Linked DNA regions of Homo sapiens: all the other regions are linked to region 1. The links are chromatin contacts, found by Hi-C or POLR2A ChIA-PET in ENCODE. All regions are on one chromosome and are shown on one strand. The core of a region is the stretch at or near the end of the contact, and the rest is flanking DNA. Distances in the headings are between cores, read along the strand shown. Region 1 holds the start of ST8SIA5 (ST8 alpha-N-acetyl-neuraminide alpha-2,8-sialyltransferase 5). Region 2 holds the start of LOXHD1 (lipoxygenase homology PLAT domains 1). Region 3 overlaps ST8SIA5 (ST8 alpha-N-acetyl-neuraminide alpha-2,8-sialyltransferase 5).

Region 1 (3,827 bases), core at 951-3,450:
AAGAGCAAGTGCCAAGACAGCAGCAGGCAATCGGCCTGCAGGGCCGCAGCAAGCTGTGGGGGACCCAGCTGTCCTTGCATAGGATCATCTCAGGGGCAGCAGTAGCCAAAACAAGAGGCAGGCCCAATCAGATCCAAGAAGCCAGGAGACTCCGAAGATGGCCTTTAAAGCCACCAGTGTCAGACAGCACTCAGGAGCTGCCACCAACCAGGGAACGCTCCCTGGGAAGGTCCGGAGCAGCAACTGGCTGTAAACAAATGTTCAGAACAAGGTGCCTCATTACTCCCCAGCTCCGGGGGAGTTACAAGGAGGGGAAACAGCCTAAGTGCTCGGCTTTTCCACTGGACAGCGACACCTAGCAGCGATCCTCACCCTCCCACCTTCGTGGGCAGCCCAGATTGGGAGCACCCATACCTGATGTATCCACCTCACCCAAAGGATGAGAAGAGGGCTGTTTCGTTATGGGGAAGTTTAGAGAAGAAGGTGGGATGCTTACTTAGCTAGAGAGACATTTATTTTCCTATCAACCTAGGGGAGGGGCGGTGAGAGTAGGGAGACACTAGCAGCAAACTAAAAAACAGCCCAGCAGCTAGGAGAGAGGGCTCTTGCCAAGAGAGGCTCTGATATGGGTGTATCCTAGAGCAAGAACCTCCCCTAATCTCTCAAACCAGGCGGAGGAACCCCAAGTGTTTCCTTAAGCCAGCAGAGCCGGCAGAAGGAAGTGGCTGGCATTTCAGTGTATCTTCTGCAAATAGAGAGGCTGAGGCTGTGCCCGAATTGAATTTCTGAGTGACACCTCCTACTGCTCTTTCTCTTGGAGTTTAACCGTGGATTGGGGTGGAGTAGGGGGAGAGCCCAACGAGGGGTTAACTTATGCTGCAGCTCTGACCTTTTGCGCTAAGGATGAGAAAAAAAAAGCCATCTGTTTCAGAAGGAATCAGGTTGTTGAGTTTCACAGATCCAGTGGCTGTGGGATTGTAAGACTTCACTATCACTATCCCTGTCGCATAGCCACAGCCCACACTACCACCCCCACCGAACCCGAAGCTCCTGGAGGGGAAAATGCTTTTTCTCCCAAGGGTCCTTACGAAAGTTCAGGACTCGCGAGGTTATAAACAAACAAACAAACAAACAAACAATCGATACGATTTTGAGCCCTCCGACCCCGGAGTCCAAACAAATGGCCATAGAACTGTGGGTCTGGAGGACACCGCTCCGATCCATGCGGTCTCTCCGGGTATTAAATGGATTTATCGTCAGCCTGGTTGCTTGGAATTCTATTCTGTCCTTCATTTTTCACAGCGGAACAAAGTTGTCTGGACCCTCCAGCCAGCGCTGGGCAGAAGCAAGCAAGGATGCTCTTGGAAACGCGGTGGCCCAAGCCTAAGCGGCCATGCTCGGGGCTAGGAGCGGACCCCACGGCCACTCACCCCGGGGCGCTGCGACCGAAGCTGCCGCGGCCACTGCCACCCGGGGGCTCGCCGGCCGGCTCCGCGCATCCCGCCCTCTCAATGGACTTTCTTACCTCTTAATGTAGTTCCTGCCATACAGGATCTGTTGCAGCAAGGTCACCAAGGCAAAGGCGCAGATGAAGATGAAGAGCAAAGTTCGGCTCCCCAACAAATCCCGGTTGGCCGAGGGGTCCGCGTAGCGCATCCTGGCTACCGGGCGCCGCGGGCGCGGGGTACGGGGCGGCCAGGCAATGACTCGCGGGGTTCCGGGGCCCCGGGGGGCGCGCGGCCGACTTGGCGCCTCACGGTGCGGTCAGGCAGGCGGGGGACTTCGAGGGGCAAAGTTTCTGGTTGGCGCGGCCGGAGCTGGGGGCATCCAAGCGTCGCAGGCGCTGGGGCGGCAAGCAGGACAGGGCCGGTGGCAGGGAGCTCTGCCGCGGCCAGGGGCCTTCCCCACCCCCGGGTACCTTTACCTCCAGGCGCCGGTGCCGGGTAGCCGCCGATTTCCCCGCGGAGGGGAGACGCCAGGTGCCACGAGCCGGAGGCGGCCCCTCCCGCCGAGGTGGCGGCCAATGGGGAGCAAGACCCGGGCTCCGTCCCCTGTGCGCCCCAGCGCGCCGCGCATCGACCCCTCCAGTCCGGCGCCGGATCGCGGTTGCCCAGCGCGCTGTGCCCTGCCGGGGGCGGGCCACGTTTGATCTCCGGGCCCGCAGCAAGGGATCGCGAAGGTTGGCCTCCGGTTCTGCCGATAGGGACGGGGGGAGGGGGCGTACAAAACACCCGCGCAGTCTGGCTAATGATAGGCGGGCCGTGGGGAGGGGGAGGGGCGGAGCGCAAAACGCCGGGTTTGAATCTTGGAATTAAAAAGAGGGCAGGGGCTGGGCGCGGTGGCTCACTCCTGTAATCCCAGCACTTTGGGAGGCCGAGGCGGGCGGATCACAAGGTCAGGAGTTCAAGACCAGCCTGGCCAATATGGCGAAAACCCGTATCTACTAAAAATACAAAAAACAAAATTAGCCAGGCGTGGTGGCACGCGCCTGTAGTCCCAGCTACTTGGGAGACTGAGGCAGAAGAATCGCTTGAACCTGGGAGGCGGAGGTTGCAGTGAGCCGGGATCGCGCCACTGCACTCCAGCCTGGGCGACAGAGCGAGACTCCGTCTCAAAAAGAAAAAAAAAGAAAAAAAAGAGGGCAGGAAGAGGAAACAACAGTTGCGGAGCTGGACTTGATGGAAGGGAGCATTTGCGTGCGGCGCGCAGGGCACTGAGTCACCATCGTGGCCGCGTCCTCGCGCTCTCCTAGCGATTTCTCCGGAGAAAGCGGAGCAAGGTCAGCCGGGCAGCCCTTCAAGGACGGCGCGCCGCTCCTGCATGCTGATGGCCTGCGGGGCTGCCTGCCCGTGCCCCGGCGCCCAACTCCTACAAGGAAGAAATTCAGGGGCTCCCCGCCCCCGCCACAGTCCTCTTCCCCCTCCCCAGCTGCAACTCGGCAGCCGTTCGTCAAAGACCCTGTTGTCACCGAGACACTGGGACCTTGTCTCATCCTTGGAACCACTCGTAAATCTTAGGTCAGGCAGCCGGCAGCCTTCGGGGACCACAGTCCCCCCAAAGCTTTAGGAAGCCAGTTACTACATCCGGAAAGATTCGTGCTTCAGAACGCAAGCCAGGGAGAATAATCACAGAAACGCAATGCGAATGTCGTGCCTCTCAGAAATTCTTAGCCTGAAATACCGTCCCCACCCCCCAACCCGGCCAGGCGACAGTCCTGTCATCCTAACACCGCAGAGGCTCCAAGCGCTGGGAGTCGTGTGCCCGCGGCGCTCGCCACTGAGGCCGGTTGGAAGATTCTAGGGTGCCCCTTCCCAGGTTCCAGCAGGCACTCCGGGATGTTCTAGAGTCAGGCCAGGGATTCAACAGCGAACCTGACCGAAACTCAAACCTCAGCACAAGAACTTTGATGGGGGAAGTGCCCAGACTCCAATACTCTCGACCTTGGCATTTAGTAGTTTCTTCTTTGAACTGGAAAGATCAAATAATGCACAGTAAAATCTCATGATAAGGGTTCCACCAAGAATTCGGGATTTGTGTTAATTCATAAGGCAGAAGTGGCCCCTGTGCTATCCATGAAGAGTTTCTGTATTTCTCTGCAAGGTCACAGGTAGGCTTTTTTTTTTTTTTTTTTTTTTTTTTTTTTTTTTTTTTTGAGACGGAGTCTCGCTCTGTCGCCCAGGCCGGACTGCGGACTGCAGTGGCGCAATCTCGGCTCACTGCAAGCTCCGCTTCCCGGGTTCACGCCATTCTCCTGCCTCAGCCTCCCGAGTAGCTGGGACTACAGGCGCCCGCCACCGCGCCCGGCTAATTTTTTGTATTTTTAGTAG
Region 2 (3,827 bases), core at 505-3,004, 100 kb before region 1:
CTGGGGAGAATCACCTGGGAAGCCAAGCACACATGGTGGGGATGCTGCCCTGATGTCTCACCTCCCAGCCCCTCCCCTCACAAGAGGGTCAGAGCTTGAGGCACATGTACTGTTAGAAGGTGGCGGATGCTTCCTTTTTCCTGGGCCCACTTCCTCCTACTACAGCCCCCCCTTCTACCCTTGGAGGTACCCAGGATTCTGTACCTGGAAAGGGGCCACAGCCTTCCTGATCTCAGCTGAGACTACCTCCTCTAAGCCCAGGACTGTGCAGGGGCTGAATGATGAGGACTAAAGACAAGTACAGCAAGGCCCCACCCTCACGGAGTTTAGGGTGACTGTGGCTGCAAGCCGGACACAGCTGGACAAGCTTTGCAGGAAACAATGGAACAATTATGAATTGGATGTAATCAGGGAACTCATGGTGGACTGGAATCAAGGAGGGCTTCATGGAAGAGATGGGATCAGAACTGGGCTTTCAGAGTGAGGACAGGAAGAGGGAGAAAGGGGAAGACAAACAAGGCCATGGGCAGGCACAGAGCACACATTCAATAAATACTTGCTGAATGAATGAATGAGTGAATGCATGGATGACTATGGCGCTTACGGGGACTGGTGAGCCACTTTGGAGTCAGCATTGAGAATTTAAATGGCTTCAGAGACTAGGCAGGCAGCACTGATGAGTAAACCAGACCTAGTATGAGATGACAGGGAGTGGTGGAGACTGTGATAAGCTGGACGTCCACAGCCTATTGGCATTCACAGAAAAAAGGATTTCAAAACGCTGGAAAGGAAAAAAACAACTTAAACTCTGCTGGCCAAAACCAGCTCTAGGGTCACAGTTCACTTCTTTGGTTTACCTGGCAAGGAGTTAGAGCAATTTCAAGCAGGTCTCATGTGGCCCAGGGAAAGATGAGACTAGAAGGACAAGGCCCTGGGGTCCAGAGCACCGGCCGCCTTCGACATATGGGATGGACATCTCCTTGCAAAGCCCCAGGCTCCCTGTCTCCATCAACCACAGTGGGCATAGGATGAGCTGTCAGGCTTCCTCCCCAAGACATCCTTTCATGACCCCAGCAGTTCAGGGCGCTCTGCCTGATGCAGACCACCTACTCGGGGACCAGACTGGAACGTGGCTTTGGGGATGTTCAGGAGCTGGAGAACATGGGGCCATGGGGGCACTGTGGCTCTAGTCTATTCTGTTCCACTGAGAATCGGGGGCTAAAGGCAAGTTGCTCCACCTGTCTGTACAACAGGGACCCCACCATCCCTGCATAATGCCTGCCTTCTTACTCCGAGGGGATATGGAACAGACACATGGGATAATCAGTGAGGAAGGGCTTGCTCCGAAATCTTAGAATGACTCCCCATAGACAGGAACAGACCCCTGCCCACCGCAGCCAGCTGCACCACCCGCCCCCCGCAGGCTGGGACCCCGCACCTCTGGCCTTGTAGTACTCGTGTTCCAGCTCCCCCTCGTCGTCCTCCGAGGCGTAGTTCAGCAGCTCCGCTTCGTACAGGGCCAGGAAGTCGATGTCCTTCTTCCTCCGCCTTTTCTTCTGGGGCATCATTCTGTCGGCTGCCTTCTCCCAGCGCTCGCAGGCTCACTGTGCCGCCTCCTCACACCTGCGGGAACCTGAGACCTCCTCCCTGAGCTCTGGCGCCCACGGCCCTCCTATAGCTCAGGCCTGGGTGGGCCAGAGTGCCCCGTTTTCTTGGCTTCCCCGTGCCCAAGGTGCTGTTCCCTCTGCCTTCTCTGGCTCCTGAGCTGAACCTCAGTGCCTTATCTCTGAACCTCCTGTCCCTGTCCCCTCCCACCACCCTCTGGTGAGCCACCTCCTCCTCCTCTGTACCTGCCCCGGGGCTTCTCTTTGGGCCTCATCACTTATTCATGGCGCTGAGGGCAGGCTGACTTCCTTCCTCTCTCCCCTCCCCACCAGCCCTCTCTCCTCCCTATGGAGAATCAGGTGACACGGAGCCCTTGAAGTCCATTTCCCACCTGGCCTCACAGCCAGGGGGTCACCTGGGATCCCTCCAGGCCACCCCAGGGACAGGTGAGGGCTCCTCACCCAGGAGATCTCCCAAGCCTTACAGCCCACACGGGACCCTCCTGAGGAAGGCGGGGCCCCGGAATCAGCCAGGCTCCCAGGACTCAAAGGCCCCCGTTTCTCTCCATTATTCATGACCTCTGATCGTCTTACGGAGCAGGCGGGGTTCTCGCTGGATCCTTCTCGTTCTCTCTCTCTGCTTCCATCTCATCAAGACTGCGGGCTTCCGGAAGTGGCCTCTGGGCACGAGGAAAGCTAGGGCACCAGAAAACTCTCCCCGCTCCCCCTGCCAGGTGAGCTTTATATGCACTAAAGTTTAAACATCATCGTAGCCGATGCCCTCCCAGGTGAACTCACTAACTAGATCAGCTCACCACCTGGACTCACGGGAGGGCATCAGCAAGCTCCTACCCCAGGGCGCACAGCCCGGGCTGCACACCAGAAGCCCCCAGAGAGGTGTTGAACGCTAATGCGTGGGTCCCATCCCCAAGGATTCTGATTTGCTTGGTTTGGGACGCAGCTTGGGCCCCAGTTTTTAAAGCTCCTGGTGACTTTCATGTGCAGCCATGTTGAGGGTCCCTGAATCGCTTCTCAGGTAACTTAGGTGTGCTAACAGGAGTCCTCTAGAAGCAACACGTGTGATTTTGTCCTCTAAGCCAAAATAGTGACTCTAAAGGGGAATTTCAGGTGGAGAGGAAGAGAGGATTTGGAGCGGACGCCTGAGGAGCAGTCGGCACTCACAGGCCTCCCCGGCAGCCTGGGGCAGCTTTGGTCCTGCCCTGCTCTTTGGAGCCATCCAAATCTTCCACTAGGGGGAGGCATCTCTAACCCCGAACGTTCCTACCCAGGAAAGATCAACCTCCCCTCTTCCCCTATTCAGCTGAGGGGCCGCCCTTGAAGCAGCTCAAAGTCCTCTGAGGACCAGGAGTGAAGTTTAATGGTGGGTGGCGCGCGCCCCCTTCTGGCAATATGTGGTTTACACACCTGGATTCTTCAGGAAGAGACCTTCCTTAAGGATCTCTAGGAATCTACTAAGAAAACTCATTTTACACGAGTACCCATTCAGGGAAAAGATAATAAAACGTTTCTTAGAATTTTTTTTGAGACGGAGTCTCCCTCTGTCGCCCAGGCTGGAGTGCAGTGGTGTGATCTCGGCTCACTGCAACCTCCGCCTCCCGGGTTCAAGTGATTCTCCTGCCTCAGCCTCCCGAGTAGCTGGGATTACAGGCATACGCCACCATGCCCAGCTAATTTTTGTATTTTTAGTAGAGACAGGGTTTCACCATGTTAGTCAGGCTGGTCTCGAACTCCTGACCTCGAGATCTGCCCACCTCGGTCTCACAAAGTGCTGGGATTACAGGCGTGAGCCACCGCGCCCGGCTGTTTCTTAGAACTTTAAAAGCTGAAATCAAAATATTTTTAGAGAATCCCATGGTACTGGAACACACTGGCTAGGAGGTCAGGGAAATAATTCTATATTATTTCTGTATTATTTCAAGGTTCTCCAGACAGACAGAACCACTAGGATATACAGATCAGTAGATATATGACAGGAGGCTTACTAGGGGCGTTGACTCATGGGATTATGGATGCCGAGAAGTCCCACAACAGGCAGTCTGCACGTTGGAGACGTAGGAAGGCTGGTAGTGTGGTGGGTCCAAGTCTGAAGGCCTGGGAACCTGGGAAACCCGTGGTGTAATTCTCAGTCTCAGGCCCAAAACCTGAGAACCTGGTGGTGAGCGGGTGATGGAGCAAGTCCCAGAGTCCAAAGACTGGAGAACC
Region 3 (3,827 bases), core at 493-2,992, 81 kb before region 1:
AACCAGAGACCTCATTACTGTAGTAAACATGTGTTGAGTGGCCATGGCATGTGCTTCCCCGCCAGTGCTGGCAATACAAAATGAGCTTAGATATCGTGTCTTCCCTTGGGGAGAAGGCAAACCTTCTATCAAGGACACACGGGCCCTTATGCTGTGTGCTGTGAGGATGTCCTAATGGAGTCGGTGATGGTTGCAGCAGAAGCACAGAGGAGAGAGTGCCCAGCCCAGGTCTCTAGAGGGGAGGATGCAGGGGGCCATTACCTGACTTCTGCAAAAGTGGCCAGATAAAAGGAAGGAGAGAGGAACTTAGGAGTGTGAGGGCCATTCCAGGTGTTTGAACAGAGTGTGCAAAGGTGCCTGGAATAGTATGGGATAGGGCAGGGAGGTGGCAGGAGGATCTCTGGGAAGGTGAGTAAGCCAGCTTGGGACATTCCCTGCATGACTTGGTAAAGAACCTGAAGTTTATGATACAGGTAGGCAATGGGCCCCACAAAAGGTATTTTTGGAAGGTTATTCTCTGAAAGCAAAAAGATCCATCAGATGGTCTGGGTTAGGGCAGTAGCAGAGGGGTTGCAGGGAGGGAATGACTTAAAGGGATGTTTATGAGTTGGAATTGACAAGATACAGTGAACAAATAGACATAAAGAGTGAAGGAGAAGGAAGAGGCAAAGGTGATCCAAGTTTTGGGCCAAGGCAACCTGTGCTTGCTAGTGTCTAGTTTGTGCTGGGCACTGTGCTAGGCATTGTGCAACACTATTTCACTTAGCTTTGCAACAGCTGTTGTGGTTGGTATCCTGTCCTCATTTCAGATGATGAGTCCAGAGCCTCCAGGGGCTTCTGGAGCTCCCTCAATTTCACACAGCTACGAAGTAGTAGGAGGAGACTCTGAGTTCAGATTGTTCTTTTAACTATACCAGTTGAGGACATGTTGAGGTCTGAGATGCTGTGCAGACACAGACATGCAGGAGGCCACAGTGAGCATGCTTCCAATGCTCCTAGGGAGGACTGGCCTGCAGGTAGAGGGGTTAAGATGCCAGGGCAGAAGATACTTAAGGCTTTGAATAGATGAGATTTCTGCAGGAATGCTCCTAGGAAGAGAAGAGAACCCTGAGGAAGCTTCACGGAAGATGAATCCACAAAGGAACCTGAGAAGGAGCATTCAGAGAGACAGGAGGAAAGTCAGGGAAGAATAGTTAGAAAACAGAAGAGGAGAGGACTTTAGAAAGACCAGAGAGACTGTGCATAGTGGCTCACACCTGTAATCCCAGCACTTTGGGAGGCCAAGGCAGGAGGATTGCTTGAGCTCAGGAGTTCGAGACTAGCCTCGTCAACATAGCAAAACCCCGTTTCTACAAAAAAAAAAAAATTTTCAAATTAGCTGGGAGCAATGGCACGTGCCTGTGGTCCTAGCTACTTGGGAAGCTGAGGTGGGAGGATCACTTGAACCCAGGTGTCGAGGCTGCAGTGAGCCATATTTATATCACCACCCTCTAGCCTGGGTGACAGAGGGAGACTCTGTCTCAAACAAACAAACAAAAAAGACCAGAGAGGCCAACCTTGTCAAATGTTACACGGATGTCAAGGATGATATCTGAGAAGTATCTGCTGCTTTGCTCATTACACTTTTTATGCTGCCAACCTTCAGAATTCGGAATTGACTTTGGTCATCCCCTCCTCCACCTCTCCCAGATAACTGTCCCTGAGACTGGATTTGATAGTGTTCAGCACAACCAGCTCCCACGTACGTTTGTGGGATTCGTCATTTAACGTCTGTATACACACACACCAGACCACAAACTCCCGGAGGGCAGGGACGACGTTTTGTTCATCACTAGCTCCCCGGCACCTGGCACCATGCCTGGCACAACATGAGCACTCAATAAATATAATTTATTCACCAATTCACTCACTAAATTGGCCAGCACTCTACTCTGCCTCAGTTGTTTCTAAGCACTGCTCTGCTTCCTCCCTGCTCTCAGCAAAGTCAAGGGCGATGAGCACATGCTGTCTCTGGGCACCAGGTGATTAGTGGGCAGAGCTGCCGCAGCAGCATTGCTGAAATGGTCTCAGACGCTGCCTCTGACCTTGAGCCACCTTTCTTTGTGCTTGGCTAAGCACTGAGTCATTTACTTGTTTTTGCTGCCTTTCAAGCCTGGAGCAGTGGGTTTAGCACAAAGGAAGACATGATGGTTGTTTTGTTTACGGGAATCGATTTCCCTTGAATAATAATTCAATGGGTAGTCTGCACTGCATGGTGGCGTGGTGACAGGGCTGTGGAGGAACATGGCAGAAGGCTTCCAGAGTCAACACCAGGTCTCTCTGAGCCTTTGAAAAAATGTTTTTCTTATAAACACTGGCTGCAGCAGAAAAACTATATCCTGAAAGTCAGGAGACTGGTGAGTCCCAGTTGAGCCACAAGCTGGCCATGTAGCCCTGGGCAAGTCATTCGTGTTGTCACTTAACATGTGCTATCTCTGGGCATCTTTCCTCACCTTAAAAATGTGACGATGGCCTCAGTTCCCCTCCAGTGCCACTGTGGGTAAGTCGCTACTGCTGTAGGCGGCAGGGTTAGGGAGAGGCACCTATAAGCACAGGCTGCTTCCCGGACGATGACAGCCTCCTAGAGCATTTGTCCCTGGAGGAGGGCCCCGTACTATCCTGCAGGGGCATCTTGGTCAGGATCCCTCATGTTCTGGTGTCACTGTCTGGGAAGCTAAGACAGAGGTTTGGAGCACAGACTTTGGGGCTCTACAGATCTGGGTGCAGTTCCCTCCATTGGGTGCCGTTCCCTCCATTGGGTGCCTGACCAAGGGCAAGTCCTGGAATTGCTTTAAGCCTCTGTCTCCTCATCTGTACAATGGGAGCCTCCTTACCCAAAGGGGTCTCATGATGATTACAGGAGATAATATAGGGAAAGTGCTTAACGTAGCTTGATAAATGCTAGCTAGTATAATGAGAAATATTAATTATGGTTTAGATCCATTCATCATGAATGTCCCCCCAAAATAAGGACATTGTACAGACGCTGAAGATTTTTACAAAGCTTCTAGTTGTAGAGATGAGGAAACTGAGACATTGAGGGAGAGGAAGGACTGGCCCTAAGACCCACAGGCAGGAATATGGCCAGCAGCCAGGTGTCCCAACTCCTCTGTGGGCTGGATCCCGATGCTCCAATCCTCAGCTCCTACGAGGGCCCTGGCTGGGGCAGATTCCAACCTGCAACACCCTCAGCTGTGGGAATCCTGATGTCTGTGTCACCAGGGAGCCTCCCCCAAACACTGCCCATCTGGAACATAACTAGTACCCAGAGGGCTTCCAGTAGAGGGCTCTGTCCACAGCAGGCACTCAGTAGAGCCCCAGGCATGACTTGACCCAGTCACATCTTTGCTCTGGGCCTGTTTCCTAAAGTGGAACAAAATGGTCTTTAAGAACCTTCTAGTTTTTATATTCCATGGTTTCAAGAACTGGGTTCAATTAACCATGCAGTGGCTAGAAATCTCAGGTAACTGGAATCTTTCCCAGAAATTCCCTCCCTGGGAGAAATAGGCAGAGCTCAAGCAAGTAATAACCATCCACTGTCCTTTGCAGTTCTTCCTGGTTTAGCAGGTGTTTGGGATCATTTCATCCCCTTGGCTACTCCCCTACATTCCTGACCAGCAGACTGAGACTCAGAGCCACCTGAGGTTTTCCCAACCAGGACCAGAGCTCAGAATGCAGGTGAGAGTCAGCACTGAGAACAGTGTTGTGCACAGGGCACAGGTTCCACAACAACCCCCCCACAGGAAGCCCAAGCCAAGACACAAAAGTTTGGCCAAGAACGGAGCCCT

Evidence for each region. Hi-C counts contacts between places; a loop is a spot of excess contacts on that map. ChIA-PET counts read pairs that join two places held with the same protein, here RNA polymerase II (POLR2A). Pooled maps may share reads with other maps.
Region 2: a loop to region 1 is called in a pooled map, with 2.4 times the contacts of the local background. The contact joins the promoter of LOXHD1 here to the promoter of ST8SIA5 in region 1. A Hi-C loop is called at or near these places in 1 of 37 single-sample maps with no recorded cell type and 1 of 50 pooled maps. POLR2A ChIA-PET finds 5 or more read pairs at or near these places in 1 of 52 experiments (activated CD4-positive, alpha-beta T cell).
Region 3: a map of heart left ventricle shows a loop between it and region 1 (4-fold over the local background). The contact joins the enhancer-like site here to the promoter of ST8SIA5 in region 1. A Hi-C loop is called at or near these places in 5 of 168 maps with a recorded cell type or tissue (adrenal gland, dorsolateral prefrontal cortex, heart left ventricle and 2 more), 1 of 37 single-sample maps with no recorded cell type and 7 of 50 pooled maps. POLR2A ChIA-PET finds 5 or more read pairs at or near these places in 2 of 52 experiments (H1 and activated CD4-positive, alpha-beta T cell).

Annotation. Positions count from the first base shown.
Region 1 is chr18:46,754,853-46,758,679 of GRCh38, forward strand. ST8SIA5 (ST8 alpha-N-acetyl-neuraminide alpha-2,8-sialyltransferase 5) reads right to left here and starts at 2,201. Exons shown (of 7, transcript NM_013305.6): 1 at 1,526-2,201. The coding sequence starts at 1,656. ST8SIA5-DT (ST8SIA5 divergent transcript) reads left to right here and starts at 2,591. Exons shown (of 3, transcript XR_001753434.3): 1 at 2,591-3,607. RefSeq lists a silencer at 1,784-2,173.
Region 2 is chr18:46,655,466-46,659,292 of GRCh38, forward strand. LOXHD1 (lipoxygenase homology PLAT domains 1) reads right to left here and starts at 1,755. Exons shown (of 41, transcript NM_001384474.1): 1 at 1,439-1,755. The coding sequence starts at 1,568. RefSeq lists enhancers at 2,003-2,952, 2,763-2,812.
Region 3 is chr18:46,674,534-46,678,360 of GRCh38, forward strand. It overlaps ST8SIA5 (ST8 alpha-N-acetyl-neuraminide alpha-2,8-sialyltransferase 5), which reads right to left. Exons shown (of 7, transcript NM_013305.6): 7 at 1-3,827. Among named protein-coding and RNA genes, the nearest start is that of LOXHD1, 19 kb to the left of the region's middle. RefSeq lists enhancers at 1,427-2,274, 2,275-3,120. Within about 2 kb of position 1,743, at least 2 of the 41 ENCODE cell types and tissues checked have a DNase peak (open chromatin) inside an H3K27ac peak, as active enhancers do.